2 separate regions of the Homo sapiens genome follow, and region 2 is linked to region 1. Evidence: chromatin loops called from intact Hi-C (ENCODE). Cell type or tissue: PC-9. All regions are shown on one strand. Links, peaks and the distances in the headings refer to the core of each region. The heading gives the core; the rest is flanking DNA.

What was found. Hi-C counts contacts between places; a loop is a spot of excess contacts. Peaks named below come from ENCODE experiments on the same cell type or tissue, not always from the same donor. Only the 100,000 strongest peaks of a DNase experiment are listed, where the experiment ranks them.
Region 2: it touches region 1 in a loop (11-fold over the local background); 15 of 110 quality-filtered maps call a loop at or near these places.

Annotation. Positions count from the first base shown.
Region 1 is chr17:67,153,909-67,162,605 of GRCh38, forward strand. HELZ (helicase with zinc finger) reads right to left here. Exons shown (of 33, transcript NM_014877.4): 16 at 6,989-7,168; 17 at 6,353-6,454. Among named protein-coding and RNA genes, the nearest start is that of HELZ-AS1, 87 kb to the right of the region's middle. In PC-9, for the core only: a CTCF peak has its summit at 4,407 (motif pointing left); no DNase peak of the experiment used is centred there.
Region 2 is chr17:66,726,606-66,735,302 of GRCh38, forward strand. PRKCA (protein kinase C alpha) reads left to right here. Exons shown (of 17, transcript NM_002737.3): 9 at 6,083-6,220. Among named protein-coding and RNA genes, the nearest start is that of MIR634, 56 kb to the right of the region's middle. RefSeq lists an enhancer at 3,736-4,421. In PC-9, for the core only: CTCF peaks have their summits at 1,516 (motif pointing right) and 1,716; a DNase peak (open chromatin) is centred at 4,146.

The DNA.
Region 1 (8,697 bases), core at 352-8,351:
TCCAAAAAAGTTTAAGAGCAAAATCTGGTGCTTAATTGGCATGCCTTCAGTTAGTCTAAAATTTTGGTAATAATTTCCTTTTCTCAAAGAGCCACCATTTGTTACTAGGCTCTTGTCTCTTACTTTGTATTAATGTTTCTCAATTTTATGGCCTCTGCACATTTTACTAGAGCAAACTTAAATTATTTTTGGAAGCAAACCAAAAAGGTTTTTAAAAAGAGTAATTATTAATATTTTGGCCAGGCGTGATGGCTCACGCCTATAATCCAAGCACTTTGGAAGCCTGAAGTGGGTGGAACACTTGAGGCCAGGAGTTCAAGACCAGCCTGGCCAACATGGCAAAACCCCGTATCTACTAAAAATACAAAAATTAGCCTGGCATGGTGGCAATGCACCTGTAGTCCCAGCTACTTGGGAGGCTGAGGCACAAGAATCACTTGAACCCAGGAGATGGAGTCTGCAGTGAGCTGAAATCACACCACTGCACTCCAGCCTGGGTTACAGAGTGAGACTCTGTCTTAAAAAAAAATAATAATAATTTAAAAAGTAAAATAAAAGAGTAATTCTTTTTATTGTCTGATACTAATTACTAAGTAATTTTTTGTTTCTTTGTTTTTCTTAGACATTGGAATTCTATTATAGTAATAAATCTTGAAAATTGCTATTAAAAGTCAGCTTTAAATATTGATTTCTTAAATAAGAAAAATACAAGCCTGAAGTTGATAATCATTTTTTATTAAAAATCATATCAAAACATGTTTTTAAATTCTTCGAACCAAAATTGAGTTCATTTTTCCATTTTTCATTCAATTCAAGACCATGCTTGTAAGTGGTATTTGGTGAGGGGGAAATTTTACACAATGTAGATAATCTAGACTTGGCAGAAGAATTATAACCTCTATATCATAAGCTATGTATAATCATTTTCTTAAAAGGCAAGCACTGGCTCACATAAAAACATCTCTGGATGCATCAAAGTTAATCATGAAAAAAATCCTAATGATTTCTGATCCTGGCCTACCTGTCTAAATATCAACTTACTGGTAAGCAAATACTAAAGAAAAACTATGCAGTTATGAGCCACATTTTAAAACTAAAATTCCACCCATCCCCCAGATGAGCTATTAAATCTGATAGTAGAATAAAGGCATTTTCAGATATGCAAGAGCTAAAAAACATTACCTCTTACGAACTTTGTCAGAAGGGTTGAAAGCACTAGTTAAGTGTGTGTACAAAAGGATGTGCACCATCAAAACAAGGTAGAAAATCAAGAAAGAGGAAGACCTAAGATCCAGGAAATGGGATCTAATATAGGAGAGAAGAAAAAGAAATTCCAAAATAATGGCAAAGAGAAGTATCAGCATAACAAAGAACAACCAGTTCAGAAAGGAGGAGCAAGTGAAATCCAGAAGGGGAGTTTCCAGGAGAAAAAAACAGCACTGACAAATTATCTAAGAGCTGTAACAATGAAGACTTGTTGTGGCAGGTATTTACAGGGTTACTTAGGGTGTAAAGACCTGATTAGATGTTCAAAGAAAATAAAGCAAATGAAAAACAGTAAGTATTATTAATGCTAGAACAAATCCAAAAATGTATATGAAAGGAAATATGCATATTATTTGTTAGGAGCAAATAACTTACAGGATCATAATAATAAACACTAAAAATGAAGCTACCATACACTTTGGGAGGCCGAGGCGGGCAGATCACCTGAGGCCAGGAGTTCGAGGCCAGCCTGGCCAACATGGCAAAACCCTGTCTCTACTAAAAACACAAAAGTTAACTGGGCGTGGTGGCGTGTGCCTGTAATTCCAGCTACTTGGGAGGCTGAGGCAGGAGAATCGCTTGAACCTGGGAGGCAGAGGTTGCAGTGAGCCCAGATAGCCCCACTGCACTCTATTTTGGGCAACAAAGCAAGACTCTGTCTTAAAAAAGAAAAAAAAAAAAGAAGCTACAATAGAAAGTCAACAAATATCCAAAACCAAATTAAGACATAACAGTTGATATATGTATGTGTGTGTGTATATATTATACATATATACACATATAATTTTTATTTTTATGTATTATATATTCATAATTTGTTATATAATATATACACACATAATTTTTATATATTATATTTATAATTTAGAAAAATGGAAGTATCAAAAGAAACTGCTAAAAAAGTAAAAAATTCCCTTGGGAATGATATTTGGTGAACAATGGCTAGGTTAATTAAAAAAAACAAAACATTTTTTGCTACCAACTTTAAAATACAACATGACCTTTTGTAATAGTGTATGCATGTGATTTTTTAATAAATATAAATACTAATCTAAAACAAAAGCTAATTATTTGAGTCATTATGAGAAAAAAAATTACCAATATTTGAATTTAACCTGTCACTTACAGGTGGCTTTTTAAAATTAAAATTATCTAGTTTCTCCCATATAAAAAGAATATTTACTTAAATCCTCATATTCTCCCAGCCACTGCCCAACCTCTCCCCTCCTTTCACAGCCAGGCTTCTTAGAAGTATTATCCAGATTGTTCTCTCCAGTTACCAACCTCCTATTCACTCCTCTAAACATTCAACATGGCTTACCCTCCATCTAATCAAGGGACATAAACAACTTCTACATCACTAAATCACATCGATGTTTCCAGGCCCAGCGAGTTACCTGACTTGGCAGCATGCAAAGTTCCGCTGTTGCTCCCTCCCAGGAACTCTCCCCTCAGCTTCCATGACTCAAGCTTTCTCTGCTTCCCTTCTAACTCTCCAGCCCTCCTCTCCCCTAACAATCTCATCTATGCTCACGCTTCAATCACCACCAATACCCTAGTGACTCACACATTTTCTCTCTCCAGCCAAGACCTCACCTCTGAGCTCCAATTAATATTTCATTGTAAAATTGAAAAAAAAAAAGTGGTTTTTCAAATTACTCATTTATATAGTATGGATATTTGTTCCCATCAAAATCTCACGTTGAAATGTAATCCCCAGTGTTGGAGGTAGGGCCCAGTGGGAGGTGTCTGAATCATGGCGGCAGATCCCTCATGAAGGGCTTGGGCCATCCCCTTGATGATAAGTAAGCTTTTGCTCTGAAATCTGGTCTTAAAAGTGTGTGGCACCTCCCACACGTACACTCACTCTCACTTGCTCCTGATTTCACCATGTGACATCCTGCTCCCCCTTCGCCTTCCACCACGATTGTAGCTTCCTGAGGCCTCCCTAGAAGCTGAGCAGATGCCAGCACCATGCTTTCTATAAAGCCTGCAGAACCATGAGCCAATTAAACCTCTTTTCTTTATAAATTATCCAGTCTCAGGTATTTCTTTATAGCAATGCAAGAACGGCCTAATACACTCATCAACTAACTCCAAGCACCTGCTTCTTCCTCAAAGAGGGGGGAAAAAAAGAAAGAAACTGAAGTTCTAAGTCTCACTGCTGACGTTTTCACAATTACCTTGGAAAGCTACCTCAAGTTGAAGCTAGTAAGAATACAAAGCTTGATCGCTGAGCCAATTTTCTTGAAAGCATAATATTCTAGTCCCAACTTTTAAAAGATTTTAAAATATTCTCTGTACTTTCATTTTGTGCAACATTTAAGTTAGACACTGTCTAAAAGATTATTTAAAACACAGCCAACATTTTTTTAAAATTGGAGAATTGACGGTAACAAGACAGTTTCAAGTTCACAGTATAAAATATAAGTAATACCAATTAAGGAATTTACATATTTTCCAGAAAGAAACCAATCCACATATCCCACACGAATTATAAGAGAGAGTCTGGTAATATATAATTTTAATTCACTGAAATTTTATTCCTGTAGTAAATTTATATGCAACAAATAACCCCCAAAATGTTATTACTTAAAAGACTATGAATAAGAATGACCTGATCACAGAAGAATATGCTTCTTTGAAGATCAATATAAAACAACAATTACCTTCCATTTTCCCAGAAAGCAGGAAATACACCCCTCCATAGATGACCTCTATCTGCAAAGCCATAAATCTGCCAGAACCAGATACTGATCTTGAGAACCACACACAAAAATATTTTCCCCTCTATTCCATTTTAAAATCTTCTAGTTCTAGTGAAGAAGTAAAAACTGAAACTAAACATGATCTAAAATGGTTTCTAAAATCTCCATCTCCAAATATTTTAAGTTCAGCTCAACTCCTGGCAACTAAAAGAATTTTACAAATTTTAACCATGAAGTATGTATATTTAAGCACATTTACAACTGTATTCACTATGTAATGTTTTGACTATTTTCACACTATAGCACTTTCCAGGGCCTGTTCCAGCCTATATCATGAAGAGAGCAAACTCTTCATGAGCCTTGCTCCCTAGAGACACCCATCTTCATGGTCATGAGCAGACACTTAGTGCCCTCTTGTGTTCTTTCCTCTGCATCCTGGGACAATTCAGATAAAGCTAATCTTCCCAGAGCACTCAGTCATTCTAATCTTCTCTATTCCATTTCACATGCCTCCCATGTTTGTTGTCTATTAGAAAAATTATAAATTAATGAGTTAATGTAATAATAGTGCTAATAAATCTGAACTCAATGCATGAATATTCTTAAGAAATACATTTGCAAGTTAACACCTTTCCCAAAGAGAAAAACTATGGCAAAAATGCAGGACTACATAAAGAAAATATTTGGGAAGTCAGGCTTTTTCTTACTTTATTCCATTTACTAAATGAAATCACATGAAATTTGCATTTGAATATATTTATAAATGTTTTTCCATCTTGGGCTGAACCACTTTCGAGACTTACAGACAGGTGTAAGTCTCTCTGTAAGTTAAAGGGCGAGTCTCGATACTTGGGCCACAACAACTATACATGTACCCTACTGAACATAACTTCTTATTCTGCATATCTAGATGCACCACATGTTTGATTATAACCTCCAAAAAATAATTTTACATGGAAAAAGCTAAATATAAGCTAGTCGAGTGACGGATTTAGTGTTCATCAGCAACAGCTCTACAGCCCCAAGTGTCAAATGACCTATGCTAAGTCGACCGAGATTTGAGGGGGCTTTACTCCACTGTTTTCACACCAAGTACACCACGATAACTGAGAAGGTCACACTTCCTATGTAACACACACATGCTCACTCTACCAACAATATAAGTGAACAAAACAACTTATATCATTAAAGTAAGAACACCTATAGCAAAAATGCTAACTACTCAACTTTCACTTACAAGCTCAGAGATTAGATTCTGAAGCAAACTATTTATTGATGAATGCATCCTTCAATAAATACCATGTTTTCATTTACAGTGATAGTGATTGTATATATGTAATATTTTCTCATTAAATACAACCAGATTCTATTTAAAATAATTACTGCTTCTTAATCTTCCAAAGTAAAAATAAAATATGGCATAAAAACCCGTGTTAATGGGTCACACCACTTTTTTCCTCTTTTGTTTTTTTAATGGAACTCTAAGATCATTCAAACAGCTTTGGTTATGATTACTGAAGAATTAAATAACATAATTTCATTTTTCCATGCTTGAGCTCAAGTAGAAATAAAACGTTAGTGACTTATGATTCAAAAGTGCAGTTAGAAATTAATTTATAAACAATTGTATTCAAACAACCTAGGGCATGACATATTAGTTTGTAAAATGGCAAAACTAAACATTAATTCATATAACAATGAAAGCAAATGGTATAATAAATAACAATTTGATGATTCTTTATTGTTTTCTGAAGAAAAGGATTTTTATTCCCCCATATCCTATATTTAAGTACATTTCATGTCCATATATACTCAGAGGACCTTTCTATATCAACCTTAAATTTTCTTTGACACTTTGTCTCTTAAATGGTAGCAAAAGTTGTTAAATACCAGTCAAGTACATTTTGTTGCAGAAATCATTTCAGTATTTCATGTTTATCTAATGTGTAGCTTCTATGAAATTACCTGCATGATCACAGCCAAAATTTTATTTTCATAAAGAACTGTCCACTGCATGACTAATCTGCCATGCAAAATATGTTAGAATTTTTACTGAACTAGATTTAATTTAAGTTATCATATTTATATTATTTCATCATACTAGCTTTTAGAGGTACATATCAAAATCTACTCAGGTTGAAACAATACACACAAAACTTAAAAAAGGATGTCTTTCTCTTACTTAATGTTTAAGAAATGAATAGTCAAAGATTTTTACATTTTTCCTTAATTTAAACAGTTTCTTCAAAAGACATAACCTCTAAATGTCAATGCATAAAGACTTTGGTATTTCCAAAGTTACTAAAATCTTTACAGACACCTTTTCTTAAGAATAATAAAGTATGATACAGATACATAATAAGCCTTAAAAAAAATACCTGAGAGGTCTTGCCTGGGGATTGCCTGCTTCTACATATGGATGTAAATAATCCTTTATGTAGAGATCAGCAGCACTATTAGAATGGGTGCAAATGAGAATCCTGCTGAAATAAATGGTGCAAATAAAAAGAATGATAAAACACAAAACTATTCAAGCAGTATAATACCAAAAAAAAAAGCAGTGGCCATCCTAATATTATACAATTCCCTTACCCTACTCAGTAATCCCTAGCATTATTCAGTGATACCTTTAGGAAATTACACTACTCTTTAAGTTAAAAAGGAAGTACCCCAAAATTATTTTTAAGTCTATCATATAAAATATACACATATATTTAAACCCAAGTCTTCTGGCTCTAATAGATACCACAATTCCATAGCAAACTTGTTCTGATGGCTATTTAAAAACTATTTTAAAACTTACTGTCTATACTACCAATTCTAAAAACAGTATGTTTTAAGAGAATTCAAATTTTTAGTGCTCTGGGGTTTGGATTTACGGCTTTTCCTTTTCTCTTTTTTTCATGTTTAAGAGCTGCATGAAAACTGTCTTGCTAGCCCTCATTGTGTATTTAAAACAAGAACAGAGGTAGTATCCTACCAGGGAAATATGAGCACGCTTCCCACCCTCTCACCTAGTCTCCTGTTGCTGCAGAATATGTTTGACAGCCTGAGCTAGAGTGAACGTTTTGCCTGTCCCATAGGGTCCGATGATAAGCACAGGCGGCAGCTGGATTGCAAGTGGAGTGGTAATGGCCAGAACAGCCTCTTTCTGTTTTGCATTTAGTCGAGGATCCAACTGTTCATCCCATTGTCTATGGAAAATAAAAATTTATGTTAAACACATGCATCTCGTTAATAAATAGAACATAACACACGAGTATCGTGAATTTCAGTGAACCATTAAAACCACTGAAATAGCATAGCATCTATAAAAACAAATGCTTATTCTAAAGCTACTTTTTATAAAGTTACCCAACAGAGTCAGTGTAGAGTGTTTTAACGTGTAAATCAAAATTAATTTTATCTTGTCCTACACTACGTACAAAAAGATTTTGGTAACTAATCTAAGGAAATCACATACTTCGAATCTAGCTGCTGCCAGGTCTTTAAGTAGAAATGGCAATGTTTCAAAAATGTAATTTCCCTCTGTTACAAAAAAGCATCAGAAAACTTTTTACTGATATTAATTAAGTAGTAGGTTTTTTTGCATAACAAATGAAATGCAATAGGGAAACTATCTGAATTTCAAATTCTAATTATTTAAAAGATCTGTTGGTAAGGTTTAAAACAAGAGGAAAAGAACAAATCTGTATGTCCCTGGTTAAGAGATCCTAATTTTTACAAAGATCTTAATGTAGAAAATATTAAGTTTTTTAAAAAGGCATAAAAAGCCAAACAAAATAAAATGTTTTTTAATATTTTTGCACACACACACAAATAATACACATATTATATTGGTCAAAGTAGAGAACACCTGTCACAGTCGCACAGATGGCTACTGTAATGAGATCTATCTTACTAGTGTCCCTTCTATGACTTGGCTAAGTTTTGAAGATTTAAATGGACAGCAGATACTGAAACACATCAAACTGAGTGGAGAATCAACAGCATTCTTTCTCACAACTACCGTTAAAATACTATACGTCACAACAACTATGGTAAAAATGAGAGGGATGTGAATCAAAATAGTAAGGGTGTGTAAAGAAACTCTTAGAAAATTTAAAATAAAAGTGCCTGCAAAATAACCCTCAAATAGAGGACAGAGTTTAGACAGGAAAATTCTCTCTGTGAGGCTATATTGTACTTAAATCAGAAGGTGGTTATTTTTGAAAAATCTTAACGCTTTCAGTTTTCAAGAAATTATAACCTGGCCAGGCATGGTGGCTCATGCCTATAATCCCAGCATTTTGGGAGGCCAAGGTAGGAGCGTCATCTGAGACCAGCAGTTCAAGACCACCCTGAGCAACACAGCAAGACCCTATCTCTACAATATATATATAACTGTTATATTATGACATATAATCTCAAACCAACAAAATTCTCCTTAAAAAATGTAAAACCTTAGAAAACAAACTTTGACCATGTAATCATGCCAATATTTTTTCTGAAATTTGCCATTTGCTAAATCTCAAACATTTTATTTCAGAGTCCCTCAGCATTAACCGGCTTATTTATTCATAATTCTGCCAGTATCCAGCAATTTTCCATCTTCTATAAATGAAAAAACTGCTTCAGGTGATGGCTAAGTCCAGATCTAATGTATGTAGCATTAGATGAAATGGTTACCCTAAAACCATCCGAGGAGCCTTCTCCCCTGCCTTACTCTACTGTTGAGCCTAGC
Region 2 (8,697 bases), core at 220-8,219, 430 kb before region 1:
GAGGGAGTGGTGGGAAATAAGCCGAGAGACAGAGCAGAGCGAGTGTCCTCCTCAGCCATCAAAGCACTCAGCCTTCTCTCTGTCGTGTGGGAAGCCGGTGAATCCAGGACAGGACCACTGTCTTTTTTTTTTTTTTCGAGACAGGGTCTCACTCTATCACCCAGGCCAGAGGGCAGTGGCACGATCTTGGCTCACTGCAACCTTCGCCTCCTGGGTTTAAGCGATTCTCCCACCTCAGCCTCCCAAGTAGCTGGGACTACAGGCGCCCACCACCACGTTGGCTAATTTTTGTATTTTTTGGTAGAGACGGGGTTTCACCATGTTGGCAGGCTGGTCTTGAACTGCTGACCTCAGGTGATCCTCCTGCCTTGGTGTCCCAAAGTGCTGGGATTACAGGCTTGAGCCACCGTGCCTGGCTTCTGCTGTCATTTTAGCAGTAGCCCGCCAGCGAGAGCAACGGGACATCTTTGGGGAGGGGTTTTGCTGCCCGTGGGCTAGGGGAGGTCCCCAAACGCTGGTGGGACCTCGACCTCAGCTGGTGTCCAGGCTCTTGATACTGCCACGGGAAGGAATTCAAGGATGAGTCAGAAAATAGTGAAAAATATGGAGATTTATTGCAAAGTGACCAGTACACACTTGAGAAAGGGAAAGGCAGGCATACTCCAGAGAGAGTGGCGTGCAAGGGGGTTTGGGGCCTGCTACCTTTATGGGCTTCTTTAAGGGGTGGGATATTCCTGAAGATTCCCAGAAAAAGGTGGAGATTTCTCAGAAATGTGGTGCCACCTGTTTTTACACTAAATATTGGTGTTCCTGGAACGGCCGTGGCACTGGTGGGTAGAGGATTGAGGATGTTAATGAGTGGACAGTGAGGTCCCAGGTGAAACTGGGTCAAATCCAGCACCATGTTGGGTCCAGTTGGTCTTAGCCAGCTTGGCCCACATCCTGATGTTTAGGGTCTTGTGGGCCCCTAGCTTATGCAGTTATTTCAACATTTTTTTTTCTTTTTTGCTAGTCCCGTGAAACTGCTGCCTGGAATTTTCTGTTCTCCTGCTACCACCTTGTATTATTCCTGTTTGAGTTTTCTTGAAGAAATAGCAGTTGAGCTGGGACCTGAAGAAGTGGGAGAGGTCAGCCAGGCTAGGGATGGGGGAGAAACGGCAGGCCAGGGAAGGCTGGGTCTTCAGGAAGACAGAGGAGGTGCTGGCCAAAGGTCTGGAGGTCAAGCCTCGCGCTGCATCTGATCTTGCCCTGGCGCCCTGCCCACCTGGAAGTCCTATATGGTTCCTCGTCCCCCTGCCCTCAGGCATCCCCCACCCCCAGTGATGTAGCTGCTCGGATATCCACTGGCTGTCTCCCTCAACCCCAGCATTGATTAGACCCAGACTGAAAGTGGGACTTGCTCAAAGCCGGCCCAGACCCCTGAGGTTGCCGTACCGTGGAGTTTCCTACCATAACAGAGCTGCTTTCAAAAACTCAGCATTGGATGGCTCTGTGTCCTTTGGCAGCAAGGCCTGCAGGTGGCAGCGTGGAGATGGCTCAGGGAGTGTGTTCTGTAGTGGAAACAGAAGTGCTGCTCTTGATTGGGGGAGCAAGGGCGTGAAGATGCTGGGTCTGCTCTGATCTCAGGGCTGGCTTGGGCTGGGGAGAAATCTATTCTGACCCTCTGGGCCAGGCCACTGAGAAGCTACCTCTCTGATATGGACGTGGTCAGCCTGCCCTGGACCCCACACACCGGTCTGTCTCCTTCCCAAACAGCTGCCTGTTCTACCAGCCTCCAGAAACTCAGCTCTGCTTCCGGCTGAAAAGAATCTGCCCAGGCAGAGCAGGAAGCGTGTGGCGTCCTCTGCCCAGCTCCACCTTGTGCGAGCAGGTGTCTCCTTTGTGGATATTGCTCTCAAACCTGGTGATTGATTTGAGACCTGAGGCCAAGGTCATATTGCAAATAAGTTCAGAAGTACTTGAATGTAAAAATGCTTCTGTCAGCCTTTAGCCTGACTGTGAGCAGTGTCTCATGCTTATAACCAGACTAATATGATAACATGAAACTCACAAGGCCGTCGTTAGGTTATGTCTGCAGTTGAGGCGGTAGATGGCAAAGTGTGTAAAAAGGCCCCCTGCCTATCTGGAGGCTCATCACTGCATCAGCCCACATCCCCTGACTGTGGTGGTGACTTGTCAAAGGAGGAAGGCGGAATGACTGTCTGGGAATGTCAGAGGAGTCCAGCATAGCTGGGTAGAACTGCGTGCTACAGTTGGAAACTGGGCATTCGTTGGTAGTATGAACCGCAACTTCACCCAGGTGAAAGTAGTTTTTAACTGTTTCAAGCATCTCAGATCAGCAAGTCAGTTGTGTTTGGGTGTTTTCAGATGTTATTGTGAATCCTGAGAAAATACGATTAATCTGTGCCTCTTTCTGGTAACTTTTTTCTTATTCTAAGTCAGAAGTGCAGAGCAGGGTGGCATAGTCGGTATTCTCATCTCAAATTTGCACTTCCTATGTATTCTTTTAAATTTAGACACAACCAATTGGGTGCGGTGGCTCACACCTGTAATACCAGCACTTTGGGAGGCCGAGGCAGATGGATCAGGAGTTCGAGACCAACCTGGCCAACACAGCGAAACCCCATATCTACTAAAAATAAAAAAAAATTAGCTTGGTTTGGTGGTGTGCACGTGTAATCCCAGCTACTCAGGAGGCTGAGGCAGGAGAATCGCTTGAACCCAGGAGGCAGAGGTTGCAGTGAGCTGGGATCGCACCACTGCACTCCAGCCTGGGTGACAAGAGTGAAACTCTGTCTCAAAAAAATAAAAATTAAAAATTAAATGTAGACACAGCCTAGGAAGTTTCTCAACTTAGAATCATTGCCGGGGCCAGTTTTTAGAGGACTGGGCTGGCCCTGCCGAAGTGGGCAGGCCAGTATGTGTAGCATCACAGTTCATGTTTTATCTTTATGGGCCTTCTACGTTTCCAGTGGCCCCAAATTCACAGGTGTTTCCACTACATGCTGCCAACAAAGGCAGAGCTCAGCCGTGTTTCACACTTTCAGTCTGGAAGCAAAAATATCAGGGCCATCTCTCCCTCATGTTTTAATGTCTCTGGTCAAATGGGGGCACTCAACTCATCAGAGCATGTTCACAAGCCCTGAGACTTGATCCCTGTATGAGCGAGTTATTCTTTTTTTTTTTTTTTTTTTTTCTGAGACAGAGTCTCACTCTATAGCCCAGGCTGGAGTGCAGTGGCACAATCTCACCCACTGCTGCCTCCGCCTCCCCAGTCCCAGTTCAAGCAATTCTCCTGCTTCAGCCTCCTGAGTAGCTGGGATTATAGGCATGTGCCACCATGCCCAGCTAATTTTTGTATTTTTTTAGTAGAAACAGGGTTTCACCATGTTGGCCAGGCTCGTCTTGAATTCCTGACCTGGTGATCCACCCACCTCACCCTCCCAAAGTGCTGGGATTACAGGTGTGAACCACCATGTCTGGCCACAAGCAAGTTATTGTTATCGGAGAAAAGCATCACCCAACAGCACAGCATCTGATAAGCACATTTGGGCTTCAGTTCTGTATTTGTTCAGCCAGAGAGCTGAGTGCATGTCCTGTGCCAAGCACTGTTAGAGTTGGGAATCTAGACACAGCTGGCAGTGTCACAGGGTGAACCCCAAAATTGGGGTTCAGCCTAAGAGGCCACATGGGTTCTTGGCTTTGGGCGGGAGGGAATTCAAGAGCAAACCTACAGAGTAAAGTGAAAGCAAGTTTATTAAGAAAGTAAAGGAATAAGAGGGTGGCTACTCCATAGGCAGAGCAGCCCTGCAGGCTGCTGATTGGCTATTTTGGTGGTTATTTCTTGATCAAATGCTAAACGAGGGGTGGATTATTCATGAGTTTTCTGGGAAAGGGGCAGGGAATTCCTGGAACTGAGGATTCCCCTTTCACACCATGTAGGGTAACTTCCACATATTGCCATGACATTTGTAAACTGTCTTGGTGCTGGCGGGAGTTTCCTATAGCATGCCAATGTATTATAATTAGCATACGATGAGCAGCCAGGAGACCTGAGACTGCTTTCATTGCCTTGTTGATTTTGGCGGGTTTTGGCTGGCTTTGCCACAGACTGTTGTATTAGGGGTTCTTTGTGACCTGTATCTTGTGAAACCAGTCCTGCTGAATTCCTGTATCAGCAGGGGCTCCTCCTGCAAATGCAGAGGCTCCCCAAGAGAGCACAAGGGGGCTCAATCAGTACTTGTGGGATGAAGGCATGGTGGTGCTCCAAGAGGGACGACGGATGATTCCTCGGAAGCCTTCTCTGCTGCTGATCCATAGTAAAGCCCCTTGAGTGCCTTCCTTATCTCCTTCACCATCATCTTGGTAACCACCAAGGTGTTGACTGGAGTGAGTTCCTGGAAAGAGCTCCAGAGCTAAGGTCTGCTGCACTAGGGAGGGAGGTGCACCCTCTCATTAAGAATGGGCAGGCGTGGTGGCTCATGCCTGTAATCCCAGCACTTTGGGAGGCCGAGGTGGGCGGATCACCTGAGGTCAGGAGTTCGAGACCAGGCTGCCCAACATGGCGAAACCCCATCTCTACTAAACATACAAAAAAATTAGCCATGCATGGTGGCGAATCCCAGCTACTCAAGAGGCTGAGGCAGGAGAATCGCTTGAACCTGGGAGGCGGAGGTTGCAGTGAGCTGAGATCGCGCCACTGCACTGCGCTTCAGCCTGGGCAACAAGAGCAAAACTCCGTCTCAGAAAAAAAAAAAAAAAAAAAGAATGTATCCAAGGCAAGAATCATTGCCCTAGGGCTCAGGGATGTGGCTGTGGAGGTCTAGCCAGGGACCAGGGTCCTGGACCTGTCAGCAGCTGACGCTTCTTACAACTAGCTCCTTCCCGTCAGGCAGATGTTCAAAATTCGGAGTCTTGTGCTGGGAGACTCAGCCCACTCCAGGCTTCTCCAGGGCTCCTTCGGTGACAGTGAGACTTCCCGTGGGTTTACTGACCTTCCTTTTTCTGCTGAGCCCTTTTACCTTTTGCCTTTGACATGGACTCTGAGGCCCTGGTGAGAGTCGTGAGGGCAGGGCCCCCTCTAGAGCTTCTAAAAACTCCTCTGGTAGCTCGCCCACCAGGCAGTGACCAGATATTCTTCAGGCGCAAAGGGCGCCTTGTGCTCCCTTTCTTTTTTTTTTTTTTTTTTTTTTTTTTTGAGACAGAGTCTTGCTCTGTCGCCAGGCTGGAGTGCAATGGCGCGATCTCAGCTCACTGCAACCTCCGCCCCCCGCCCCCCGGTTCAAGCGATTCTCCTGCCTCAGCCTCCCACGTAGCTGGGATTACAGGCACGCACCACCATGCCCAGCTGATTTTTGTATTTTTGGTAGAGACGGGGTTTCACCATGTTGGCCAGGCTGGTCTCAAACTCCAGACCTCAGGTGATCCACCCGCCTCGGCCTCCCAGAGTGCTGGGATCTCTTCTTATGCACATCACCATGTCTTTTTGTGAGTTCAACTCTTGATTTAAAAGAAAAAAAAAATCAAAAAAAAAAAAACAACCCAACCCCTGTTCTTACTGTGCATTTGAAAATAGCGATGAATCATCCCAATGGCTTTGCCATTTTAAGCAGTTCCTCTCCAGAGAACATTTTCCTCCCTTTTGGTGTGGGTACAAGTTTTCCTTTATGCAGATTAATTTTAAATTGGAAAATCTACAAATACAAAAAGCATCAGTACACAGTTTATTTCCTTTATTATGTTCATGGACCCGAAGCACTGTTTTTCCCAAGAAGTCGACTTTGACATACTGGAATTACAACCAACCAGCCCTTCACGGATCCCCACGCATCAATTCTAGGTTGACTGTGTAAAGAGTTGTCTCTTAATAGGGAGAGCAGTTTTCTGCTACCTTGCTGACTTTCCCTGTAGGGTGAGTGTAGCTGCTGATATCTGAACAGGTACTCAATTCTCACCCTTTGTTCCTTTTCTCACCCCATCCCACCTCCAAGCAAACATTAAACTCAGTTACAACACGGTGGTTTCTGTCACTCTTTCCCCAGAAAAATGACCCACGTGTTTCCCATTTGTGCTTGTTATTTAGAAAGCCAAACTTGGCCCTGCTGGCAACAAAGTCATCAGTCCCTCTGAAGACAGGAAACAACCTTCCAACAACCTTGACCGAGTGAAACTCACGGACTTCAATTTCCTCATGGTGTTGGGAAAGGGGAGTTTTGGAAAGGTAAGAGGACAGTCGTCTGCAAATTGCAGGGGCTTCTGCAGAGAATGTCGAATCAGTTTTGTTCTCCTCGTAGTTTGCAGAATAGCACATTAGATTTCCCTGTGATTCAAGGTCAGGAGATCAAGACCATCCTGGCTAACACGGTGAAGCCCCATCTCTACTAAAAATACAAAAAATTAGCTGGGCATGGTGGTGGGCGCCTGTAGTCCCAGCTACTTGGGAGGCTGAGGCAGGAGAATGGCGTGAACCTGGGAGGCGGAGCTTACAGTGAGCCGAGATCGCACCACTGCACTCCAGCCTGGGAGACAGTGAGACTCCGTCTCAAAAAAAAAAAAAAAAAAAGATTTCCCTGTGATTTGTACAGTCATCCAGAAGACCACCAGGATGGCTAAATGGTAGAAAGGAGAGGTTTATTGGTGGTATCAGTTTGCAAACCCATAAAAGAAAGTCTATGGTGTGAAATGAAGGTGCCCTCTCTTTGAGGAGAGAAAGGGCAGGTTGGGTTTTATGCCTCACAGGGTCCATGTTACACAGTAGAGTCATCCATATTCAACAGGTTTGGGGGGAAAGCTTGACTTATCTGTGAGGGAAGCCTAGCACAGGCACAATGGATGAACATATATGTAACATGCATCTTATGTTCACTTTGGGGTGGGGACTTAGCATTAAAATGAGGTGGAATTTGCCTAGGCATGGTGGCTCATGCCTGTAATCCCAGTACTTTGGGAGGCCAAGGCAGGTGGACCACTTGAGGTCAGGAGTTTGAGACCAGCCTGGCAAAAATGGTGAAACCCCATCTCTACTAAAAATACAAAAATTAGCTGGGTGTGGTGGTGTGCACCTGTGATCCCAGCTACTCGGGAAGCTGAGGCAGGAGAATCGCTGGAACCTGGGAGGTGGAGGTTGCAGTAAGCCAAGATCATGCCACTGCACTCCAGCCTGGGCAACAGAGGGAGACTCCGTCTCAAAAAAAGTAAATAAATAAAAAAAGGTGGAAGTTGGCTCTTTAGATCAAAAGGTGAACCACAGGACCCAAAAACAGTTTGTGTGCAGGCTCTGCAAGCTGCTGAAACTGGCTTCAGGTCTGCAGTTGCATCACAGAAAAGAATGTTTGTAAGGCCAGTTCTCTGTCCAGTCCAAGTCATAGTGATCTGAGTTGTCAATCAAAGTTAGGAGGGGCCTGATAGCTCCTACTGCTAGGGAGTTTAGCGAGAGTGGTTTATCTTGTAGCTGTAGGGATTTAGAAATTTGCCATGCCAGCTGGGCCCTGAACCCTCAACCCATAGATAACTATTTCCTTAACTTTAATGTTACCAGAAAGGGGTCCTGATCCAGACCCCAAGAGGAGGGTTCTTGGACCTCAAGCAAGAAAGAATTCAGAGCGAGTCCACAGAATAAAGTGAAAGTCAGTTTGTTAGAGAAGTAAAGAAATGAAAGAACAGCTACTCCATAGGCAGAGCAGCAGCATGGGCTGCTTGACTGAGTATACTTAGAGGTATTTCTTGATCGTATGCTAAACAAGGGTTTTATTATTCATGAGTTTTCTGGGAAAGGGGTGGGCAATTCCCAGAACTGAGGCTTCCTCCATCTTTTAGACTATATAAGGTAACTTCTGGGCATTGCCATGGCATTTGTAAACTGTTGGGGTGCTGGTGGGAGTGTCTTTTCACATGCTAATAATGCATATAATGAGCAATGAGGGTAGCCAGAGGTTATTCTCATCGCCATCTTGGATTTGGTGCGTTTTGGCTGGCTTCTTTACTGTATCCTGTTTTATCAGCAGGGTCTTTCTGACCTGTGTCTTGTGATACTAGCCCTGCTGACCTCCTATCTCATCCTGCGACTAAGAATGCCTGACCTCCTGGGAATGCGGCCCAGCAGATCTCAGCCTTATTTTTCCCATCCCTTATTCAAGATGGAGTCACTCTGGTTCAAATGCCTGCGACATTAGGGTCCATCTTAGTCGCTAAAGAGGCATTTATTTGGTCTCTCAGATCAGAGTGCACAGTCCTCACCTGGTTTCTACTTCCTTAAAAGCAACTGCATCCAAAAAGCTATAGTGGGTTCACTGTGTTGTTACTATTTCTCAGTGTTCAGAACAGAAGGGATGCTCAGAAATGCTGGTTGATGAATAGTTTTCACAACTAAAAATTAAATGTTCACTTGTAGTAAGCAAATACAATCATTAAGAGATACTGACATGGGGTCTTCAGCAATTTGCCTGTATCTCCATTCGGTTTCTGTGGCCCCACATTTCATAGACGCAGGAACTGATTTCAAGTCTAGGTTCTTGACTTGAGAGATTATAAATGTCAGTCAGCTTTCACTCTAAGGATACTCCTGAAAAATGTGCATTATTCCAGACTAATCCTGATAGAGAATGTTGAGTATTCATTTTAGCAGCCAAAATAGTGCCATTATGTGGCAGTGGCCTATACCATTTACAAATCTTGGCAGCATTGAAGTTTTGCAAATGC